Regions from separate parts of the Homo sapiens genome. Here regions 1 and 2 are each linked to region 3. A link is a contact called in ENCODE Hi-C or POLR2A ChIA-PET data. All regions are on one chromosome and are shown on one strand. Each heading gives the region's core, a stretch centred on a gene start or an enhancer-like site at or near the end of the contact. The rest is flanking DNA. Distances are from core to core; before and after follow the strand shown. Region 1 holds the start of RBL2 (RB transcriptional corepressor like 2). Region 2 holds the start of FTO (FTO alpha-ketoglutarate dependent dioxygenase). Region 3 holds the start of GINS3 (GINS complex subunit 3).

The links. A loop is a pair of places that touch in the nucleus more often than their neighbours do. ChIA-PET counts read pairs that join two places held with the same protein, here RNA polymerase II (POLR2A). Pooled maps may share reads with other maps.
Region 1: a loop to region 3 is called in a map of B cell, with 18 times the contacts of the local background. The contact joins the promoter of RBL2 here to the promoter of GINS3 in region 3. A Hi-C loop is called at or near these places in 1 of 168 maps with a recorded cell type or tissue (B cell) and 7 of 50 pooled maps. POLR2A ChIA-PET finds 5 or more read pairs at or near these places in 1 of 52 experiments (T-cell).
Region 2: a loop to region 3 is called in a map of naive thymus-derived CD4-positive, alpha-beta T cell, with 18 times the contacts of the local background. The contact joins the promoter of FTO here to the promoter of GINS3 in region 3. A Hi-C loop is called at or near these places in 2 of 168 maps with a recorded cell type or tissue (CD4-positive, alpha-beta memory T cell and naive thymus-derived CD4-positive, alpha-beta T cell) and 8 of 50 pooled maps.

What each region holds. Positions count from the first base shown.
Region 1 is chr16:53,431,787-53,435,740 of GRCh38, forward strand. RBL2 (RB transcriptional corepressor like 2) reads left to right here and starts at 2,685. Exons shown (of 22, transcript NM_005611.4): 1 at 2,685-3,010. The coding sequence starts at 2,771. RefSeq lists a silencer at 2,740-2,959 and an enhancer at 3,570-3,679.
Region 2 is chr16:53,701,482-53,705,741 of GRCh38, forward strand. It overlaps FTO (FTO alpha-ketoglutarate dependent dioxygenase), which reads left to right and starts at 2,675. Exons shown (of 9, transcript NM_001080432.3): 1 at 2,675-2,748. The coding sequence starts at 2,704. It overlaps RPGRIP1L (RPGRIP1 like), which reads right to left and starts at 2,378. Exons shown (of 27, transcript NM_015272.5): 1 at 2,322-2,378. RefSeq lists a silencer at 2,288-2,337 and enhancers at 2,373-2,873, 2,488-2,897.
Region 3 is chr16:58,390,638-58,394,826 of GRCh38, forward strand. GINS3 (GINS complex subunit 3) reads left to right here and starts at 1,834. Exons shown (of 3, transcript NM_022770.4): 1 at 1,834-2,150. The coding sequence starts at 1,965. RefSeq lists enhancers at 1,473-2,050, 1,657-2,146, 2,051-2,627.

The DNA of each region.
Region 1 (3,954 bases), core at 1,435-3,934, 5.0 Mb before region 3:
AGACTCTGTCACCAAAAAAAAAAAAAAAAAAAAAAAAGGAAAATCCCTAATTAGAGGCTAGTTGGCAGTTTCTGATTGGTTAAGCTTATGTTTTGTTTTACTGTTGTCTTACTGTTTACACTGAATTCTGGTTTGCTTACATATAAGCTCCAGCTACAGAGACAGATGATATCAGGCTCATGGCCTCTTTATTTGCTTTGACATAGTAAAGTGTTGATAATGATTTCCAAAGGAAGAAATATCATTATTTTAAAATCAATATTCCCAGTGTATATACAGGTAAAATACTAAGATTTTAATACACTTATTATTTATTAATTTATTTATTTATTGAGATGGAGTTGCTCTGTCGCCCAGGCTGGAGTGCAGTGGCATGATCCCAGCTAACTGCAGTCTTTGCCTCCTGGGTTCCAGCAATTCTCCTGCCTCAGCCTCCTGAGTAGCTGGGATTACTGGCACCAGCCACCACTCCTGGCTAATTTTTTGTATTTTTAGTAGAAATGGGGTTTCACAATGTTTGCCAGGCTGGTCTTAAACTCCTAACCTTAAGTGATCTGCCCGCCTTGGCCTCCCAAAGTGTAGGGATTACAGGCGTGAGCCACCGCGCCTTGCCAAATTATTTATTATTATTTTTTTGAGACAGGGTCTCTGTTGCCCAAGCTGTAGTGGCATGGTCACAGTTCACTGCAGACTCCCCAGGCTTAGGCGTTCCTCCCACCTCAGTCTCCCAAGTAGCTAGGATTACAGGCGTGTACCACCACTCTGGGTTAATTTTTCTATTTTTTGTAGAGACAGGGTTTCACTATGTCGCCCAGGCTGGTCTCGAACTCCTGTACTCAAGCAGTCCTCCCACCTTGACCTCCCAAAGTGCTGGATTTACAGGTGTGATCCACAACGTCCAGCCTATATACTTAAGATACTTCTAAACCATTTGTGTTCAACTTCTGTTCTTGCCCCATAGTCACCTTGAGACTCATCACTTAGCCAACTCCAAAAGCATTGCTGATTACTGTGAATTTTACTAAGGTTTTCTTAAGAGGGTTCCATTGTCTCAAAATTGTTCCTGAAATATCCTGTTACCTGTCTACCTGATTTTCTCCTATCTTCAGAGTTCCATTTCCTGTCCTCCCGCCTGTCATTATACCTTCCATAAGCCCCTACTTTTGTCCCAGCACTTTTCCCTCTGTCAGTTTACATATCCCACCAAGCAAAACAAAAATAGCAAAACAGTAATGCCTTCTGAATCCTCAAATTGCTCAATCCTCAGATTGCTCCTCAATCTGGAAAATGTTTTATATCAAGCCCATTTATAAATCAAGGATTGGCAATTTAAAAAATTAAAATAAAGAAAGGAGAATTGGAAATAAAATGAATTGGCTGGGCACGGTGGCTCACGCCTGTAATCCCAGAACTTTGGGAGGCCGAGGTGGGTGGATCACTTGAGGTCAGGAGTTCGAGACCAGCCTGGCCAACATGGTGAAACCCTGCCTGTACTGAAAATACAAAAATTAGCTGGGTGCGGTGGCGCACACCTGTAATCCCAGATACTCAGGAGGCTGAGGCAGGAGAATCGCTTGAACCCAGGAGGCGGAGGTTGCAGTGAGCCGAGATCGTGCCACTACACTCCAGCCTGGGCAACAGAGCCAGACTCTGTCTCAAAAAAAAAAAAAAAGTTTAATTCACGCAGAGCCAGCTGAACGGCAGACAGGAGTTTGGTTATTCAAATCAGCCTACCAGAAAATTCGGAGACTGGGGTTTTTAAAGAATGACTTGGCGGGTAGGGGGCCAGGGATTGGCGAATGCTAATTTGTCAGGTGGGAGGTGAAATCACAGGGGGTTGAAGTGGGCTCTTGCTGTCTTCTGTTACTGAGTGGAATTGCAGAACTTGTTGAGCCAGATTATGGTCTGAGTGGCGCCAGCTAGTGCATCGGAATGCGCGGTCTGAAAAGTATCTCCAGCACCAATCTTAGGTTTTACAATAGTGATGTTATCCCTGAGAGCAATTGGGGAGGTCAGGAATCTTATAGCCTCTGGCTGCAAGCCTCCTAAATCATAATTTCTAATCTTGTGGCTAATTTGTTAGTTCTACAAAGGCAGACTGATCCCCAGGCAAGAATGGGGTTTGTTTTTGGAAAGGACTGTTACAATCTTTGTTTCAAAGTGAAATTAGAAATTAAATTCCTCCTGTAGTTAGTTAGGTCTTCGCCCAGGAATGAACAAGGGCAGCTCGGAAGTGAGAAGCGTGGAGTCATTTAGGTCAGATCCCTTGCACTGTCATAACTTTCTCACTGTTAGGATTTTTGCAAAGGCAGTTTCGTGAACGTACAGAGACAGGCCCTTGCTATTATCCCTATTTTTTAGATAAGGATATCCAGGCGATGAGGAAGTTTTACTTCTGGGAACAGCCTGGATACGAAACCTTCACACGTCAGTGTCTTTTGGACATTTTCTCGTCAGTACAGCCCTGTTGAATGTTCTCACGGTGGGGAGGTACGTGTTTAAAATGCGGGGAAGGTGCTTTTATTTCACCCCTGGTGAAACTAGGGGAGCTAATTTTTTTAAACATGATTTTTGGCCCCCTTGAACCGCCGGCCTGGACTACGTTTCCCAGCAGCCCGTGCTCAAGACTACGGGTGCCTGCAGGCGGTCAGCGTCGTTTGCGGCGGCGCAGGCGCGGTGCGGGCGGCGGACGGGCGGGCGCTTCGCCGTTTGAATGGCTGCGGGCCCGGGCCCTCACCTCACCTGAGGTCCGGCCGCCCAGGGGTGCGCTATGCCGTCGGGAGGTGACCAGTCGCCACCGCCCCCGCCTCCCCCTCCGGCGGCGGCAGCCTCGGATGAGGAGGAGGAGGACGACGGCGAGGCGGAAGACGCCGCGCCGCCTGCCGAGTCGCCCACCCCTCAGATCCAGCAGCGGTTCGACGAGCTGTGCAGCCGCCTCAACATGGACGAGGCGGCGCGGGCCGAGGCCTGGGACAGCTACCGCAGCATGAGCGAAAGCTACACGCTGGAGGTGCGCTCGCGGGCGGAGGGGCGCTTCCGGCCTAGTTGGCGTGAACCGGTGCCTTCCGAGCCGCGTCGCGCGCCTCGAGAGACTCTCGGGCGGGTTGCGGGCTCCCAGCCCCGAGAGGGGTGGGGACTTCCTCTGCGCTATTCCGAGGCTCTTAGCCGCTCCGAGGGCTAACCCGCTCTCGCCGCGCTTTCCTGCGGCTTCCGAATGGGGAACGCGTCTTGCCCTAAAGTAGCACAGCAAGGCTGAGATCGCGCTGGGGTCCCGTTGAGGAAAATGGGTGTGTGTGGCCCATCTGACCCCCCGCCCGCCTTGTTAGTAGAATGAACTAGTGTCGTTGTCAAGACCACACGGACAAGGGGAGGGGACTTGCCCTTATTTGCACCGCGATTAACCGGGTTGTGGCACCTGGGTCTCCAGGCGTCTCCGTCTGTTCGCTTCCCCCTGTTAACCAAATTGCCTTTGCCCTGGCGTTGCGGGCGTTTGAGTCAACGTGCTGATGCGTTTTGGGCTGTGTTTACGTCTGTGTAAACAAATTAATACTCATTTCCCCCCAGGCCAGATGAAATGAGCCCTCCGCCGACCCGGATGTAGACACATGCCCCCATTTGTCACTAGGATCAGGACTGTGGCTACCTCGAGGGCTTTTTGGTCACCCCGGGCATTGCACAGGACTCCTGTTGTTGTTGCGATCCGGGTGTGTTAGGTCGCAGCCTTCGGACAGGGCTTGCAGATGAGAAAAATGGCCATTCTAGCCAGTGAGTGTCAGCTTTGTATGCACCTCCCCTTCATGGGCCAATGGGAAGTGACACGGAAGTACGGATTGTTTATCAGCTGTTTGACTGTGTGTGTGGCATTTAAACCTGAGGCCATTTGATTTCTCAAGTCGTTTTATAATTAATTTGTAGAAAGAGTCGGGCAAATAGGTCCAGGATGCAAAGCCTAAC
Region 2 (4,260 bases), core at 1,425-3,924, 4.7 Mb before region 3:
ACTCTATTTTGAGTATGGATGTGAGTGGTCCACACAATATCTAGTATGCAAAAATAAAGGATTTTATATTTTCATTTCAATCTACCTAGTAAGCTACATGCAAACTGTGAATGAAGATACTCTAAAGGGCAGAGTTCTTAAGCTCTAGGATATTGGTTCTAGAATGTAAAGACCAAGACAGTAGCAAGCTTCATTGTCTTGTTCAGCTCTGTATTCTTGGAGGCTAGCATAGAGCGTGGTGCATTCTGAGAGCAGGCATTCATTAAATAGTTGTTGAGTGAGTGAATGGAGTCCATGGGGTTTCAGGGTCTGTGAACCCAGAGATGGTTTACCAAATTTTGTATGTATATGTATATATGCAATATCTTTTAAAGAGGGTTCATAACTTTTATTACAACTCGCAAATGGTGGAGAACCATTGCATTTTGCTTTTACAGAAACAGCTAACAGACAAATCCTTGGGAGATCATCTACTTCTTTTGGAAGTACTCCTATAGAAAAGGTCAATTTTTAGGATCCTGTTGACACATAGGCCCGTGTATGAAAATGATTAGTTTTCCATGACAGAGTTAAGGTCACTTTAAAAATAATAATGATGATGATGATGATGATGGTGTTAACATTCATTGAACGCTTACTATGTGCCAGGTACTGTTCTAAGTGTTCTGTTATAGGAATGAAGTGTCTCACCATATCCTTGTGAGGCTGTTACTCAAATGATTCCTGCTTTACAAATGAGGAAGCTGAGACACAGATTAGTTAACTCACTTAAGGTGGTAGTTGAAAGTATTAATAGTTGTGTCTGGTGATATTTTTGGTTGTCACAACAAGGAAGCGGGATGCTACTGGCATCTAGTGAGTAGAGGCCATGGATGATGCTAAATATCTTACAGTGCTTAGGAGACATAATAATGAATTATCCAGCCCAAAATGTTAATAATAGTGTAGAAGCTGAAAAACCCTGCACAATGCTGCAATGCCTCTCCAACACCATCTTATGTTATCCTTCTTTGCTCACTATGCTTCACTTACATTATTCTTTACTTTCCTCGAACCCCCCATACCCTTGTCTTGCTCAAGGCCTTTGTATTAGCTGGTTCCTTAATCTTTGGAGCTCAGTTCACTTCCTCAGACAGGTTTTCCCTGACCATCCTATGTTAGAGTAGTCTTCCTTACATTTCTTCACTGTTTATTTCTTTTCTTTTCTTTTTTTTTTTTTTGAGACAGGGTCTTGCTATGTTGCCCGGGCTGGCCTTGAATTCATGGGTTCAAGTGATCCTCCCACCTCAGCCTCCCGAGTAGCTGGAACTACATGTGCGTGCCACCAAGCATGGCTTGTATCTCTTATAGCAACTGCCTCTATCTGAAGTTATCAGATAAAATTATTGTTTGTCTCCACTAAAAAAGGATAAACATCTTGAGACGGGTATTAGTCTTGTTCACAACTGTTCAGGAACAGTGCCTGGTACAGGGTGGGAACCAACATTAATATTTATTGAATGATTGGCTGTGCGTGGTGGCTCACACCTGTAATCCCAGCACTTTGCGAGGCCGAGACGGGCGGCTGACTTCAGGCCAGGAGTTCGAGACCAGCCTGGCCAACATGATGAAACCCTGTCTCTACTAAAAATACAAAAATTAGCTGGGTGTGGTGGCACACGCCTGTAATCCCAGCTACTCGGGAGGCTGAGGCAGAAGAATCGCTTGAACCTGGGAGGAGGAGTTTGCAGTAAGCTGAGGTCTTACCACTGCACTCCAGCCTGGGCAACGGAGCAAGAACCTGTCACACACACAAAAAAAAGAATAAAGAAAAAATATTTATTGAATGAATAAATGAATATCAGGTACTGAGATTAAAATGGCAAGCAAAACCCCCGCCTTTATGAAGCTAGCAAGTTATGGAGGTAATCACATGATAAACAAATAATATATAATTAAGCAAACAATAGACCACTCAGGAGGTTTAGGGTCTACCAACCAACTCCTAATCCAGGGCAAATGAGCAAACTGTGTTAGGGACCTACAACTTGCAGGATCTGGATAGAGATGGCAATTAGCAGCATCAACTCTCACCTTCATGGCTGGGATATAACATTTCAAATTGGTCCTGGACGTGGGGATAAAGGGCGGCCTGTGATTCAGGCCTGAGGATGTGGAGGTGTCTTGGGCTGGGCTGCTTTCACGCCAGCAGAACTCCAGGGCCAACTCCAGGGCCTTCTCCAGGCGGCAGAGCGGACCCTAGGACCCCGGCCCGCGCTGCAGTGGGGAGGGTCAGCAACCTCCACCCACCCTCATCCTCCCCCATCCTCCCGGGTACTCACCGTGCCACTGGCCCTGCAGCTAGCTACCGTTGCTATAGCGCCGACAGCGTGGCGGGCGGCTGGCCGAGAGGAGCACGGGAGAAACATGGCAGGCTCCCGTAGCCTCCTGGGAAATGTAGTTCTCCTTGGACTCTAGCCTGTTTGCTCGCGGGGTAGCGGACTACGCTCTTCCAGCTGTCGGACCTGGGAAATTCTCCTGTGCTAAATCCCGTGGCGCTCGCGGGTGTCGCCGCGGTGCATCCTGGGAGTTGTAGTTTTTTCTACTCAGAGGGAGAATAGCTCCAGACGGGAGCAGGACGCTGAGAGAACTACATGCAGGAGGCGGGGTCCAGGGCGAGGGATCTACGCAGCTTGCGGTGGCGAAGGCGGCTTTAGTGGCAGCATGAAGCGCACCCCGACTGCCGAGGAACGAGAGCGCGAAGCTAAGGTATGTCGGGCTCCCGGGGCCTGGAGATCTTCGTGCGCTGTGAGCAAGGATCAGGGAACCGGAAGGGCTTGGTTTGATGGCGAGCGGATGCGCGGTGTTAAACTAAGGGATGACAGGGCCTTGTCAGCAAGGGACCTGGAGATATTAGAGGGGATGTTACAAATTCGTGCTCTTCAGGATGCAGGCCGAGTCTTGTTGGATCGGCTCAAAAATGAGAAGCAAGATACCCATTTCCTTGTCCTTCTTCTGCATCTATTCCTTGGTTAAATTTGTCGCCATCCCTGTGCCTCAGTTTACCGGATTCTCAGATGACTGTGATCATACCAGCTGTGCTTTCTCATAATGGTCTCTGAGGACTGAGATCGGCTTAGATGAAATATCTGTGCAGTCAGCTGTGTTTCTTTGGAACAATTGTCTCCGTGACCGGCTGATAACAGTTTGTGTCTTTTAGCGCTGTGGATATGAATCTTTAACTACATTGCTCCTCTCTACCTTTGATGTTCAGCTTCTGGTAGTTGCCATTCCATGGGATGACCATAATAATGGCAACAGAGATTTTAAAAAGCATTTATTGTGGGTCAGGCACTGTATTAAGTGCATAATATTTAAATTATTTCATATCATTGTCACAGCAGATTGCAAGATAGATATTATACAGATGGAGTATAAATAACAGCCCAGCTTCACAGATGAAGAACTGAGGCTCAGAAGCATTGAGTGTTTTCCTTTCTCTCATTCCCAAACTCAGATCCTGTTGATTTGTCTACGTATATTGGGAATATGCCCACTTTTTTTTTTTTTCATCTCCACTACCTTGGACCAAGCTACCATTATCTTTTTAATAGACTGTTGGAATAGCCTATTGATTGGCCTACACTCACTCTACACCCTAACTTAACTCTTCTTCCACCTTCTCTCCCTTCCCTCAACTACCATTCTCTTCTGCACACCATAGAGTAAGATCTTCGTGAAATGCAAATATAATTATGTCCCTTTCCTTTCTCCTTACTCTGCCAACCACCTGTTTAAAAATATTCCATGGCTTTCTGTTGCTCTTAGGATAAAGGCAAAACTTCACATTGCCTACAAGATCCTGCATGATCTGGACCCTACCTGCTTTCACAACCCCATTGGATATGACACTCTGCTCTCTGCCTACCAGTCACTTTGGCCTTCTTAAAAGTCACTCTTCACTATACTTTATCGGGCTTCAGGGCCTTTGCACATGTCATTTGCTGCCTACTCTATGTTAGGCAAATATTGGCAGTGAATAACAGTGTTAAATAACGTAGACACAGTTCTTGCTTTCATAGAATTTCATCTTACACGTGAGTCTGTTTAGGGCAATACACCTAAGGATTTAAAATATAAAATCTGCTCTATATTGACCTGAGTTATTGCAGTATTTCGTAAGGGACCAGAAGTTTTCATGCTTGAGTCTGCATATGATGTGGATAATATATTAAAGATAAGCACAAAGAGGGCGACCCTTCTGCTTTAGTCTACACAGTG
Region 3 (4,189 bases), core at 584-3,083:
TTGGACACCATGTGTCCCAAACTGAACTCATCCCTTCCCTCCAGCTGCCCCTATTCCTGTGTTCTGTGTATCTATTCATGACATGTCCATCCACCTGGTCAGCCACGTTCAAAACTTGAATCTTTTGACTACTCACTATACTTCACTTCCTATATCCAATTGGTTGCCAAATACTGCCCACTGAACAGCTTCCAAGCATCTAATCTCTCTCTTCTTTATCTACTGCTGGAATTCTCTTCCTGAAGCCCAGATTTATGTTATTATTTGCCTTACATTTTCCTCCCATTTTCTATGGAATGGCCTAACTCCTTAGAATGGTACCAAGATTTTCCACAGTTTGGCCATTCCTTTCCACCCCACTGCACCTTGTTTTCATTGTCCTCAGAATTTCATTTATAAAGGTGACTGGGTGATGACAATCAATGAGTTAGTGGCCAATGCCTTTGAAAATTTTATTATAGTTCTCAAGAGAAGGGGCTGTGCCTACGGCCACACGAGAAAGTATTAGGGTCAATGAGGAGGTAGAGAGAGCGAGGAGAAAGCCCAGAGCCTTTATTGCCGTGGGAAGGAATGGGCGAAGCAGGGAAGGGAAGTCTGAACAAGCTTAGGATTGAATAATTTGAATAATGTTGGCAAGCTCTGGGATATAGAGGTGAATTTTAGTTGTCTGGTACTTGGCCATGGGGTGGTTTATTACAGTGACTTGGGGCAGGGAAAATATTGGTGTGTGAGATGGATAAAGATGGTGTGGGGATATAGGCTTGGGTTGGTTGGTTTGTAAATGAAAGGGGTGTTCACAAGCAAGTTGTTTGCTATCTCTAGGAATTAGCTAACTCTGAAAGGGGCAATTCCTCCCCAGGTCCCCAAGGCCCCAAGATGTCAAAGCATCATAAAATACAGAAAACAGAAACTAAAATCCATGGTTAATACACACCTCCCTTCACACACACCCTTTACTCCCGGCTCCAGTAGCCCCAGAAATGCTCTAGACGAAGTAAGTTCTGTAGTGCATCTCTCAACAATATGCCGCCACCCATAGCCCTGGCTGAGGAGAGCCACCAAACCTGGTACTATGCGACCATGGTCCTTCCCCTGGTCACTGGATAGTGATCGCACCCAACACAGGCACCCCCATCTACAGGGTGGCTGGAGATCTATGACCATTGTGGCGTACCTGGACCAATCAATAAACTGGACCAATTGGATTTCCATTTTTAGGGATTTAAATTCAGAGCCACAAAAGGAGATTGTCAGTTGATGATGAGCTAAGACACCCTGAAGTATACTCACAACCTTAGCAAGCCATGTGCAGTCTAGTGCTCCACCCCTCTACCCACCCCGTCCAACCCCCACCAAAATACTAACAAAATACAACACACTAGTTCATCATCTAGACCATAATAACTCGCTGGGGATAGTGCTGGAAGTTTTTGTTTGTTTAACATTTCTTTCAAATACTAAGATTAACGGAGTTGCATAGTGAAAAAAACTGTAGGAAAGGGTCGGACTTAGGCCTGGAGTGAAGGGCACAAGATGCTTTTATTTTAAACCCCTAAAAGTGTTGCAAAGTGTTTTTAATTTCATATAAATAGTTAAGGATCACATGAACACAATCCAGTACAAATGGGTCCAGGAGCTTCAACGAGCGTTCCAGCTTCTTCGTAACGTTCCCACACCGTGCAGCAAGCGGAGGGAAGAGAACTTCCGGCGCCCCCACCTACCGCTCCCCAGCCGTGTCCCGCTGCTCTAAATCTGCAGACTTGATCGATTGCTTCTGCCTGGGCGGTACCGCCCGAATTGACTGCTCCTGTCTGATGCGTCCCCGGGCGCGGGAAACGAGTTTCAATCCACTTTCCTGACCCCAACCATCCTGCCCAGTCTCCGCTTCCCCGTCTTGTACACCCCTAACTCCTGAGGCTCCTCCGAATCACGCGAGTGGAAGCGGAGAAGCTCAAGTGGCCGCCATGTCAGAGGCTTATTTCCGAGTGGAGTCGGGTGCGCTGGGGCCTGAGGAGAACTTTCTTTCTTTGGACGACATCCTGATGTCCCACGAGAAGCTGCCGGTGCGCACGGAGACCGCCATGCCTCGCCTTGGCGCTTTCTTCCTGGAGCGGAGCGCAGGCGCCGAGACTGACAACGCGGTCCCACAGGTGAGCCTTTGGGTGCGGGGTCCTGCCCGGAAAGACTGCAGCTCCCGGCGGGCCCCTCGGCCCTGGGACGCCGCATCGGGGCGCGCTGCCCTTTGGGATTTGTAGTTTTCGAGGAGCCAGGGCCGAAGGCGCTAACGACTTCTCGGAAACTCCGCGGGGGTCCCTTCGCGCTCGGGGTGGTCTCCAGACTTCTTGTTCGCCATCTGTGGTGAAACTACATTTATCCTAGGTCGCCAGGCAGCCTCCAACATTGATTTCTTTTTTGAAACTGTCCAAATTAGTGTCTTCCCCCTACCCCATGCAACGTGTGTTGAATGCTTAAAGATTGGCTCCAGCTGAATACTTAAGAATTAGAGTTCTGATCATGTTTGCCTTAAAACAGCTTTGGGTTCTGTAAGAGCATGTGATAAGTAGGAACCCCAAGTTGCTAAATTCATTCCTCCATAATGATGACAGGATCAGTAAGCCCTACTGAGGCTTACTTAGTGGCAGCATGGTTGGGTGTGGGGAGTAAGCTTTTCCCTTTAATCCTTCAGCAACCAGAAAGGCTGGGTCACTTGGCCAGGGCTTCAGTTAGTGGTGAGCTGGGATTCGGAACCCAAGGCCATATGGCTTCAAATATAAAATTGTCCCAGGAACATGGCTTGTAATGATTAATTTGGATATCCTGTTTCACCTAAGTTTTGTATAGAACGATGTTTATTGTTTGGTCTGTTTGTTTCAAGTTAATTTTTATCAAAGTAATACATAACCAACGTTTTAAAAGTCAAATAGGCCGGATGCGGTGGCTCACGCCTGTAATCCCAGCACTTTGGGAGGCTGAGGCGGGCGGATCACGAGGTCAAGAGATCCAGACCATCCTGGCCAACATGGTGAAACCCCATCTCTACTAGAAAGCTGGGTGTGGTGGCCGGCGCCTGTAATCTCAGCTACTCTGGAGGCTGAGGCAGGAGAATTTCTTGAACCCAGGAGGCAGAGGTTGCAGTGAGCCGAGACTGTGCCACTGCACTCCAGCCTGGCGACAGAGTGAGACTCCATCTCAAAAAAAAAAAAAAAAAAAGTCAAATAGTACCAAAAGATTTATAAGAAAAAAAATAGCAGGTCCTGCCTTCCTTTTCCCACTTCCCCCTCCAAGTCCACAGGGCTCATGTACCTTTTTTAGTGGTGTCTTCAAGATTCATCTTCATATTTCTAAATAATATTCTTAAACTTACCTTGTTGGGTTGTTTTTTTTAATGTAGACATTATCTGTTGACTTCATCCTAGCAGATGAGGATTTCGTTCCCATACACACTGGTAAACATGGCGCTATGCTGCCCATACTTAATTCATATTTCCTTAGTTTTTAGTTAATGCCCTTTTTCTATTCTAGGATTCCACCTAGGATACCACACTGCATTTAGTAGACATGTTTCCTTAGCCTTCTCTTGGTTGTGACAATTAATCAGACCTCCTTGTTCTAATGACCTCGACGGTTTTGTGGAGTGGTGGTCAGGTATTTTGTAAAATGTTCCTCAGTTGGAAATCTTTGGTTTGGGGGTAGTTTTGTTTTTGGTTTTGTTTTTTTGTTTGTTTTTTTGACACGGAGTTACCCTGTCATCTAGGCCAGAGTGCAGTGGCATAATCTCAGCTCACTGCAGCCTCCTCCACCTCCTGGGTTCAAGCAATTCTGCCTCAGCCTCCCAAGTAGCTGAGATTACAGGCGCCCACCACCACACCCAGCCAATTTTTGTATTTTTAGTAGAGATGAGGTTTCACCAGGTTGGCCAGGCTGGTCTGGAACTCCTGACTTCAAGTGATCCACCCAACTCAGCCTCCCAAAGTACTGGGATTACAGGCGTAAGCCACCTCGCCCAGCCTTCTTTGTTTTTGTTTTTTATTCTTTTTTTCTCAGCATTAGACTTGATTATCAGCTTTAGGGAGGAAGACCACAGAGGTAAAGTGCCATTTTCATCACATATTAAGGGTGCCTACTATCAACAGGACTTTGTACTGTTCATTTGAACCTTGGCAGAGGTAATGTTCATTAGGTTTCTCCA